Linked DNA regions of Homo sapiens: region 2 is linked to region 1. Evidence: read pairs that join two places in POLR2A ChIA-PET (ENCODE). Cell type or tissue: GM12878. All regions are shown on one strand. Links, peaks and the distances in the headings refer to the core of each region. The heading gives the core; the rest is flanking DNA.

Region 1 (5,585 bases), core at 810-4,809:
ATTGGCTTGATCAAGTGCAGAACCTGGGGGAAAAAATTGGCTTTGGCAAAGGAAATGAAATTTTAGTGAGGAGCAAATTCCTCTGTCATAGCTTCATTTTGTATAGACCAGTGCTGCCCATTGCTGTGGTTTTGGGTTATAATTGCTTTAGCTGCAGTGCTAAGAGTGGACTGCAAGAGAGAGTCACAGGAGTCAGGGACACCATACAGAAGGCAGGGGAGCTGGAGAGAAGGGACCAGTGCGAGGTATGTTTCCAAAGGAGAATTGGCAGCCTTTGAGAATGTAAGCACTTCTTAAAAACTGAAATGTCTTGGGTTCCCTCCTGCTCCCCTCTTCCCCTTTTCTTTCCCTTACTGTAATCTTTCCTGTTTCATTTTTTGACAGTCTGACTCCTTCATTCAATGTCTCTCAAGCCAACTTGGCCTGTGTGTGTTTTCTGAAATCTTTTCTTTGTATACTTTATGAGGGGCCCTGCTGTTCCATCTCTTCCTTTTTGTATGTTTACAGTGAAGCTCCTGATGTGGCTATGTTACTGGCCAGGTCTAGGTCCATTCTGCCCATGTGTGGTAAATCAATCACTGTGACACAGGTTTTGCAAAAGAGAAAAAACTTACTTGCAAGGCCACTGAGCGAGGAGGTAGGAGAACAGGTCTCAAACCGGCCTCCCCAAAGATAAGCCTTAGGGATATTTGTGGGTTAGGGAATTGGGGTGGTTTAAGGTGTGGGGAAAGGTGATTGGCAGTGGGGAAAATGCAGTAACATTCATTGCACACAAGTGTAGTCAGGGTTCATGGCATGTCATAGGACACGTGTACAGAAAATAGAGGCGTTAACATGATCCAAGGGTGGAGTTTTTGGCCCTCAGGCATCAAAAGTCCCTCTCGGGCTCCTTCACAGGCCCAGTTGAAGGGTTGGTGGTCTCTATCAGTTTGAACTGTACAGGAGCTAGCCCAGGTTTCCTGAAGAATAACTGAAGTGACCATTGCCATGGTGACCTATGAATGTTATCTACAAAGTAGCCAATGAAGGTTAAGTTTTAGTGTTCGGGCCGGGCGTGGTGGCTCCTGCCTGTAATCCTAGCACTTTGGGAGGCCAAGACAGGCGGATTACTTGAGGTCAGGAGTTTGAAACCAACCTGGCCAACATGGTGAAACTTTGTCTCTACTGAAAATACAAAGAAATTAGCCAGGCATGGTGGCAGGTGCCTGTAATTCCAGCTACTAGGGAGGCTGAAGCAGGAGAATTGTTTGAACCCGGGAGGCCGAGGTTGCAGTGAGCCGAGATCATGTGACTGTACTCCAGCCTGAGCAACAGAGAATCTGTCTCAAAAAAGTTGTAGCGTTCAGTGGTGTGGCCTTCAGCTTCAAAGAAAAAGAAACAAAAAAAAAAAGAAACAAGCAGCGACCAAAAGCAAGCAGGGCAGCTGAGCTGATCATGTTACTCCCTTGTTTTCAGCTGTAGCCTGTCCCAGCTGCAAGTGCTAGGCATTGTTCACCTCTATTTTACCTTCTTCTGAATCTTGGGCATGTCATCCTTCACTGCCTTGGTAGCTCTTCAGTGCCTTAAATAAATTTTTTTGCTCTGCTTTTTTTGTTGTTCATTGGGAGAATTGATCTAAATTGCTATTGTCAGAATTCTCTCTTTTTTGTTTAATTTATTGCATATTCTATTCTCCACTGTTAGCTTAGAAGTTATATTCTGTTTTACTCTTCCTTTACTGACTGTCCAGATAAGTTACAAATGTGAATGTGTATTTTCATTCAAATACAAATGTATATTTGTAACTTACCAGAATCTAATGTTAATTGGTTCTTTACCCTCTTCCTAGATAAGACAGAGTCCTTAGAATACTTTAGCTCTGCCCATCTCCCTCTCTTTGTGTATATTTTTAAATCTATAAAGCATTATTACTCTCATTTTATTTTATTTTATTTTTTGAGACAGAGTCTCGCTCTGTCGCTCAGGCTGCAGTGCAGTGGCACAAGGTTTTACCATGTTGGCCAGGCTGGTCTTGAACTCCTGATCTCAGGTGATCTACCCACCTCGGCCTCCCAAAGTGCTGGGATTACAGGCCTGAGCCACTGTGCCCAGCCTATTATTCTCATTTTATATAGCCAATATTTATTTAGATTTATTCACATATTTACCCTACTTACCCTTCCTTTTTCATTTGTTTTTCTTTTTTTGCCCTAACATTACAACAAATATTTACCCTTTCTGTTGCCTTTTTTCTTTCTTCTCACATCTCCAGGTTTCTATCTGTGATAATTTTCCTTCTCCTATCAGAACGTCCCAGGGTATTCTCTTTCGGGTAGGTCTGCTAGTGAGAAATTCTCTCATATTTTGTCTAATTCCATCTTCACCTTGGAAGGATATTTTCACTGGGTATGAAAGTCTGGGCTGCTGGTTTTTTCCCAGCACCTCAAAGATATTCCATCACTGTCCTATGGCTTCCATTTCTAAGCTGTTAGTCTAATTTTTGCTCTTTTGAAGATTCATTGCTTGTCTTAGTTTTCAGAAGCTTGGAATTTATTTTCTTATAATCTTTTATCTCATTTTGAGATTGTAAACAAGGTTTTTTTTTTTCTTTTTTGTGGACAAATCTTCTGGCATACTTGTGTTTATATATGTGTTATTCTGCTCCTTATCTTCTTTCCTCATATAACTTCAAATGCTTTTTTTTTTTTTTCCTGAGACCGCATCTCACCCTGTTGCCCAGGCTGGAGTGCAGTGCCATGATCTCAGCTCAGTGCAACCTCCGCCTCCTGAGTTCAAGCAATTCTTCTACCTCAGCCTTCCACATAGCTGGGACTACAGGCACCACACCCAGCTAACTTTTTTATTTTTAGTAGAGACAGGGTTTCACCTTGTTGGCCAGGCTAGTCTTGAACTCCTGACCTCAGGTGATCTGCCCAACTCAGCCTCCCAAAGTGCCGGGATTACAGGCATGAGCCACGGTGCCCGGCCTCAAATGCTTTTTTATTGCTTTTTTTTTTTTTTTTTTGAGACATAGTGTTGCTTGCTCCGTTGCCCAGGCTGGAGTGCAATGACGCGATCTCGGCTCACTGTAACCTCTGCCTTCCGGGTTCAAGCGATTCTCCTGCCTAAGCCTCCCAAATAGCTGGGATTACAGATGCGTGCTACCACACCCAGCTAGTTTTTGTATTTTTAGTAGAGACAGCATTTCACCATGTTGATCAGGCTGGTCTCGAACTCCTGACCTTGTGATCCGCCCGCCCTCAACCTCCCAAAGTGTTTGGATTACAGGCATGAGCCACCGCGCCTGACCTTTTTTTTGTTTTTTCTTTTTTTTCTTTTTGCTGAGACAGAGTCTCGCTCTGTTGCCCAGGCTGGAGTGCAGTGGCGCGATCTTGGCTCACTGCAACCTCTGCCTCCTAGATTCAAGCAATTCTACTGCCTCTCCTGCCTCTGCCTCAGCCTCCCAAGTGGCTGGGATTACAGACGTGCACCACCATGCCCGGCTAATTTTATTGCTTATTTTTATGTGAAATTAGTTTTCCTGAATTTTAGTTTTTAAATTTATATGTCTTTATATATTTTTTAGAGACGAGGTCTCGCTGTATTGCCCTGCAGTGGTGTGATCATAGCTCACTGCAGCCTTGAACTCATGGGCTCAATTAATCCTTCTGCCTCTGCCTCCCAAGTAGCTGAGACTGTAGGCACAAGCCACCACACCTGCCTTATTATACTGAACTTTTAGAGTGAGTCAAGGTTCGGTTAAGTTTTACTAATTTCATAGAACTCCTTCTTCTGTTGTTTTTGTTTAGGGTTCAAAAATATAGTGGCTTTTTTAATGGGGTATCCTGGTTTTGTTCCCTTACCACACTTGGTCTGGATTTTCTTTTTCCTTGTCTCTTTTGACCCTCTCCTGCTCAAATTTTTTTCTACCCGTGGCTGTTTCTCCTCCATATGAAGCCCTGTCCTAGAAGGGTACCCTGGCAGATGAGTTTTGAGATTCCCTAGGGGCTGGACTGCTCTAGCTGTTTCAGTTCTTATGTGAGCCCTCGTGCTGGAGAGGATAAAACTCATAGTTTCAGCTGCTGGTCTTAAATTGGGCCTCTGTACCTTCCAACAACAGCTCATTGGCTATTTTAGGGTTCTCCTGTTGTTAGGTTCCTCAGATGCTACTCGGGGATCCAAAGATTGAAAACTGTGTTGCTACCTCCACTATTTTCCTAAAATCCGTTTTATTTATTTATTTATTTTTTGAGACGAAGTTTTGCTCTTGTTGCCCAGGCTGGAGTGCGGTGGCACGATCTTGGCTCACTGCAACCGCCACCTTCTGGGCTCAAGCAATTCTCCTGCCTCCGCCTCCTGAGTAGCTGGGATTAAAGGTGCACGCCACCATGCTCTGCTAATTTTTTGTGTTTTTAGTAGAGACGGGGTTTCACCCTGTTGGCCAGAGTGGTCTCAAACTCCTGACCTCAAGTGATCCACCTGCCTTGGCCTCCCAAAATGCTGGGATTACAGGCATATGCCACCATGCCCGGCCCTAAAATCTATTTTTTACTCAATTTTATTTATCTATATTTGACCCATATTTGACTGGGAACCTCTTTTCAAATAATGCCTTCCAAGTCCTTGGGAAATGCTGATTGTATGTTAGAAGTACATTGACTCTAAGAGAAAGCCTAACAATGGCTGAAACAAATTGAGATTTGTTTTTTCTGTTTTTTGTTTTTTTTTTTAAAATTAACTTTTTTTTTACCTTTAGAGACAGGGTCTCACTATGTTTTCCAGGCTGGTCTTGAACTCCTGCACTCAAGCGATCCTCCCTGCTCTGCCTCCCAAAGTGTTAGGATTACAGGCATGAGGGGATTTACTTCTTTTTTTTTAACAAGCCACCTGGAGATTGGCAGTTACTGGTATTGCTTCAGCTGTTCAGTGATGTCGTTTTAGACTCAGGCTTCTAGTACCTTTCTAGTTCAACATCCTTAGCACATTGGCCCTTTGTCCTCATAGGTAACACTTCGTAGTTGCAAGATGACTATTCTAGCTTTACACAGGAAGGTGGGGGTAAGGGTGGCGTCAGTTTGATCTCTTTATCAGGAAAGAAAACTTCCCTGGAAGTTCCCCACTGCATTCTGCTTCTGCCTCATTGGCCAGAGCTTTGTCACCGGCCACCTTTAGCTACAGAGGAGGTTTGGAAAGAAATCTTTCTGGCCTCTGTAGTGGATACTTACGAGAAAAAGGGCTTGGCAGTGGGTGTTGGGTTAGCCAGTGACTGCTAGCTAACCTGCTACATTGCTTTAAAACATTCGCATTATGCTGTTTTTCATGTCTTCGCTCTTCAGTGGTAGGCGGGTGTAGAGGAAAGAATACTGGACTAGAATTAAGGAGACCTGAGCTTCGGTTCTAACCCAGGCCCTAGCTAATTGTTTGATCTGAGGATAGTTACGCCTGTAGGCCTCAGTTTTGCAAATTACAAAATGATAGAGTGAGAATATTTGTTTTCTAAGCAGCTACCAGAATTAGAATTCTGATACTGTGTTTCCATTGACTTAGAAATTTGTGAAGGGATAGTTATTTTCTAATATCTATATATCAATATCAAATATCAATCT
Region 2 (5,043 bases), core at 118-4,117, 230 kb after region 1:
TTTATATTTATATTTTTATTTTTTTGAGATGGAGTCTCACTCTGTCACCCAGGCTGGAACGCAATGACATGGTCTCAGCTCACTGCAACCTCCGCCTCCTGGATTCAAGGGATTCTCCTGCCTCAGCCTCCTCAGTAGCTGGGATTACAGGTGCACGCCACCACACCTGGCTAATTTTTGTATTTTTAGTGGAGACAGGGTTTCACTATGTTGTCCAGGCTAGTCTCGAACTGCTGACCTCGTGATCCGCCCTCCTCGGCCTCCCAAAGTGCTGGGATTACAGACATGAGCCACCATGCCCGGCCTAATTTTTATATATTTAGTAGAGATGGGGTTTCACCATGTTGGCCAGGCTGGTCTCAAATTCCTCACCCCAGGTGATCTGCCTGCCTCAACCTCCCAAAGTCCTGGGATTACAGGCGTGAGCCACTGCACCATTGCCCCTGCCTTTTTTTTTTTTCTTTTTCCCTTTCAGACAGGGCCTCTCTCTGTTGTCCAGACTGGAGTGCAGTGGTGCAGTCACGGCTCACTGCAGCCTCAACCTCCCTGGGTGCAAATGATTCTCCATCTCCCACCTCCGCCTCCCGAGTAGCTAAGACCCCAGACGCCCAGCCCACAGGATCATGCCTGGCTAATTTTTTTTTTTTTAATTTTTGCTCAGGCTGGTCTTGAACTCCTGGGCCCAAGCAGTCCTCATGCCTTGGCCTCCTAAAGTGCTAGGATTACAGGCATGAGTCACCATGCCTGGCTATCCACTCATATTTAACAATTCAATATTTCAATTTGAGGAGAAAACATTCTATAAAACCTGGCTACTCTGGTTACGCTGCCTATGGGTTATCCCTGCTCTGCAAGGAGCAGTAAAAAAAAAATTTAAAGTTTTCATTTTTATTGTTATGTTGTGTGGTGTTATGTTTTTTATGTTATGTTATGTTATGTTTGTTATGTTATGTTATGTTATTTTGAGATGGAGTATCCCTCTGTCGCCCAGGCTGGAGTGCAGTGGTGTGATTTTGGCTCACTGCAACTTCCACCTCCTAGGTTCAAGCAATTCTCCTGCCTCTGCCTCCTGAGTAGCTGGGACTACAGGTGCGCACCACGACACCTGGCTAAATTTTTTTTGTATTTTTAGTAGAGGCGGGGTTTCACCATGTTGGTCAGGCTGGTCTTGAACTCCTGACCTCATGATCTGCTGAGCCACCACATGCAGCCAATTTAAAGATTTTAAAAGAATTCTATAAAACCTTAATCCTAAGAATGGCCTTCATACCTTCCCCTTATCTCCTGCCCCATGTTACGTTTCTTACCAGACTTAAGGGCTCATTGAAAAATTTGTTTCTTCTTTACCACTGATAACTTCATTCCAAAGAGAAGATCTCCTTTCTCTTCTGGAGTTTTACAGGTCTTTGAACTTTCTTATCTTCCTTCTTATTTAATTTATTTATTTATTGAGACAGAGTCTCATTCTGTCACCCAGGTTGGAGTGCAGTGGTACGATCTCAGCTCGCTACAACCTCTGTCTCTGGGGTTCAAGCGATTTGTATGCCTCAGCCTCCCAAGTAGCTTGGATTACAGGCGCCCACCATCATGCCTGGCTAATTTTTGTGTTTTTAGTAGAGACAGGGTTTCACCATGTTGGCCAGGCTGGTCTCGAACTGCTGACCTCAGGTGATCTTCCTGCCTAGACCTCCCAAAGTGCTGAGATTACAGGTGTTAGCCACCATACCCAGCCTCTTCCTTCTTAAATTCTTTATTTTCCCTCCCTTCTCCCTTTTTCTCTCCATTTTTGTTGATTGCTTAGGCTCTGGTCTTATTTCACCTAAAAAGCAGAGAATTGTTTAAATTCTAAGCTCCTGAAAGGAAGAGACTGTGTGTTGCCCGTGTCAGATGATCAATTGTGTTGCTTACTGAGTTGAGTGTTTATAGATTAGAATATATGGATCTGCTTTTTCAAAATATGTTATCTGAGCCAGATATTGTTTCTGTTTTAGAAACTATCAGTGTGGACCAGACTGTGACTCAAGTGTTCCGGCTGAGACCTTATCAGGATGTCTATGTTAATGTCGTAGACCCTAAGGTATGTCTTTGTTTTGTACTTGAATATCTTTTTGGAATAAGCACCCTTCCTCAAGGTTAGATTACTAAGGAAACAATGGGTTACTTAAGTGTAGTGTTAGCCTATTAAATGTGTGGCCTGCTAGGTGTGGTAATTTCAGTACATCAGGAGGCTGAGACAGGAGGATCACTTGAGGCCAGGAGTTCAAGACCAGCCTGAGCAGCATAGTTAGACCTTGTCTTTATTAAAACTTTCCTTTTTCTTTTTTTTGAAATGGAGTATCACTGTTGCCCAGGCTGGAGTGCAGTGGCGTGATCTCGGCTCACTGCAACTGGTGCCTCCCAGGTTCAAGCCATTCTCCTGCCTCAGCCTCCTGAGTAGCTAGGATTACAGGCCTGCACCACCGCACCCAGCTAATTTTTGTATTTTTGTAGAGACAGGGTTTCACCATATTGGCCAGGCTGTTCTTGAACTCCTGACCTCAGGTGATCCACCTGCCTTGGCCTCCCAGAGTGCTGGGATTCCAGGTAGGAGCTACCGCGTCCTGCCTACTAAAACTTTTCTAAAAGATTAGCTGGGTGTGTTGTATATGCCTGTAGTTCCAACTACGTGAAAGGCTGCAACAGGAGGATTGCTTGTGCGCTATTGCACTTCAGCCTGGGCAACAGAACAAGACCTTGTCTTGTAAAACTAAACATGTAGACCATGGGTGGTGGCCCATGCCTGTAATCCCAGCACTTTGGGAGGCCAAGGCAGGCGGATGACTTGAGGTCAGGAGTTTGAGACCAGCCTGGGAAACATGGTGAAACCCTGTCTCTACTAAAAATACAGAACTTAGCTGGGTGTGGTGGCGCACCCCTGAAGTCCCATCTACTCGGGAGGCTGAGGCATGAGAGTCACTTGAGCCCAGGAGGCGGAGGCTGCAGTGAGTGAGCTGAGATCGTGCCACTGCACTCCAACCTGGGCAACAGCAATATCCTGTCTCAAAAAATAATAATAACTAAATAAATATGTAGCCTACATGTCATTTAGAATGTAGGCAGTATGTAGGTTGCATTTAAAACCCACCACCACTTTTCTTGAAGCTTGTCCTAACCATTTTCTGTATGTGAAACTATATGTAAAACTTTCTATTAAAATACTAACATTTTAAAATGTATTCTCATTTTTCTTCAAGAAGTGATGTTATAATAGATAAAAATTATTGTCCAGAAAGTACTATTGACATTAATAGGGAAATAAAGTACATAGGTAAGTGTCATGTTTGTGTGCCAGAATCCAGACTAAAATACAGAATGAGTCCCCCACTACCCATCACACTCAATGTGCTACAGCAGCTATAGGATCAGTTGTAGATTTACCAACTATACTGAAAAGTGTGCTTTTGCAGGATATAATTCTGTTCATCAGAGTTCTGCTACTGAATGGTCTTCCAGTAGTTTTCTTTTTTGCAATAAGTTTTTTTCCATGGTAAGTGGGCATTACCTTCTGACTATAAAGTGTGGCAAAGTAATGTCAGAGATATCATTTGATTATTCCTTTTAGGATGTGACCCTTGACCTAGTGGAATTAACTTTTAAGGATCAGTATATTGGCCGTGGGGATATGTGGCGACTAAAGAAAAGTTTGGTAAGATGTGATTTTTTTTGAAAGTCTGTTACTTTTTCCATTATGTGAATAATCCCTGTTTATTATGGGAGAAGAATATAAAATCGTTTCTGATTTTATATCAGCATCTACAGACAATTATTGTCAACGTCTTCTGTGTTCTTCCATTCTCTTTTCACTGTTCTTTTGATCTTTTGTTTACTGTTACAGATTTTTACTCAGCATTTTTGGTTTAGATAGGAAGTTATACTGTATTTTACATTGGAATAGAACCGTACTTTTCAGGTTTTCACTTTATCCCATTTGCTCCTCACATCTCCTCATGGACAGGTATTTATTATCCCTAATTTATAGAGGTAGAAACTGAGATTGAGAAGTTAGGTAATTGCCCAAGGCTAGATAGTAAGTTGACTCTTGGCCAAAACCCAGATCCTGTGGCTTCCAGATCACACTGCTTTTTGCTATACCCTCTTCCCGTTTTCCACATGTATTCATTGTTTTTTTTTTTTTCTGAGATGGAGTTTCGCTCTTTCCCCAAGCTGGAGTGAAATGGTGGGATCTTGGCTTACTGTAACCTCTGTCGTCTGGGTTCAAGCGATTCTCCTGCCTCAGCCTCCCAAGTAGCTGGAATTACAGGCACCCACCACCATGCCCGGCTAATTTTTTTTTGAGACGGAGTTTCTTGTTGCCCAGGCTGGAGTGCAATGGCGTGATCTCGGCTCACCACAACCTCGGCCTTCCTGGTTCAAGCGATTCTCCTGCCTCAGCCTCCGCAGTAGCTGGGATTACGGGCATGCACCACCGCACCTGGCTAATTTTGTGTTTTTAGTAGAGATGGGGTTTCTCCATGTTGGTCAGGTTGGTCTCGAACTCCAGACCTCAGGCAATCTGCCCGCCTCGGCCTCCCAAAGTGCTGGGATTACAGGCGTGAGCCACCGCTCCCAGCTTTTTTTTTGTATTTTTAGTAGAGGTGGGGGTTTCACCATGTTGGCCAGGCTGGTCTTGAACTCCTGACCTCAGGTGATCTGCCCACCTTGGCCTCCCAAAGTGCTAGGATTATAGGTGTGAGGCATCGTGCCCGGCCCATTTTTTAATTATTCATTTGTTTATTTTTTTTGAGACAGAGTCTCGCTCTGTCACCCAGGCTGGAGTGCAGTGGTGCGATTTCTGCTCACTGCAAGCTCTGCCTCCCGGGTTCACCCATTCTTCTGCCTCAGCCTCCCGAGTAGCTGGGATTACAGGCGCCCGCCACCACACCCGGCTAATTTTTTGTATTTTTAGTAGAGACAGGGTTTCACCACGTTAGCCAGGATGGTCTCGATCTCCTGACCTCGTGATCGTCCCATCTCGGCCTCCCAAAGTGCTGGGATTACAGGTGT

Evidence for each region. Peaks named below come from ENCODE experiments on the same cell type or tissue, not always from the same donor. Only the 100,000 strongest peaks of a DNase experiment are listed, where the experiment ranks them.
Region 2: POLR2A ChIA-PET joins it to region 1 with 7 read pairs; 3 of 35 experiments call an interaction of 5 or more read pairs at or near these places.

The regions. Positions count from the first base shown.
Region 1 is chr22:31,532,200-31,537,784 of GRCh38, forward strand. The region is part of intron 4 of SFI1 (SFI1 centrin binding protein); the gene reads left to right. Among named protein-coding and RNA genes, the nearest start is that of SFI1, 38 kb to the left of the region's middle. In GM12878, for the core only: no CTCF peak of the experiment used is centred there; no DNase peak of the experiment used is centred there; H3K27ac peaks cover 1,192 bases.
Region 2 is chr22:31,762,984-31,768,026 of GRCh38, forward strand. It overlaps DEPDC5 (DEP domain containing 5, GATOR1 subcomplex subunit), which reads left to right. Exons shown (of 43, transcript NM_001242896.3): 5 at 1,992-2,077; 6 at 3,602-3,685. Among named protein-coding and RNA genes, the nearest start is that of DEPDC5, 11 kb to the left of the region's middle. In GM12878, for the core only: no CTCF peak of the experiment used is centred there; no DNase peak of the experiment used is centred there.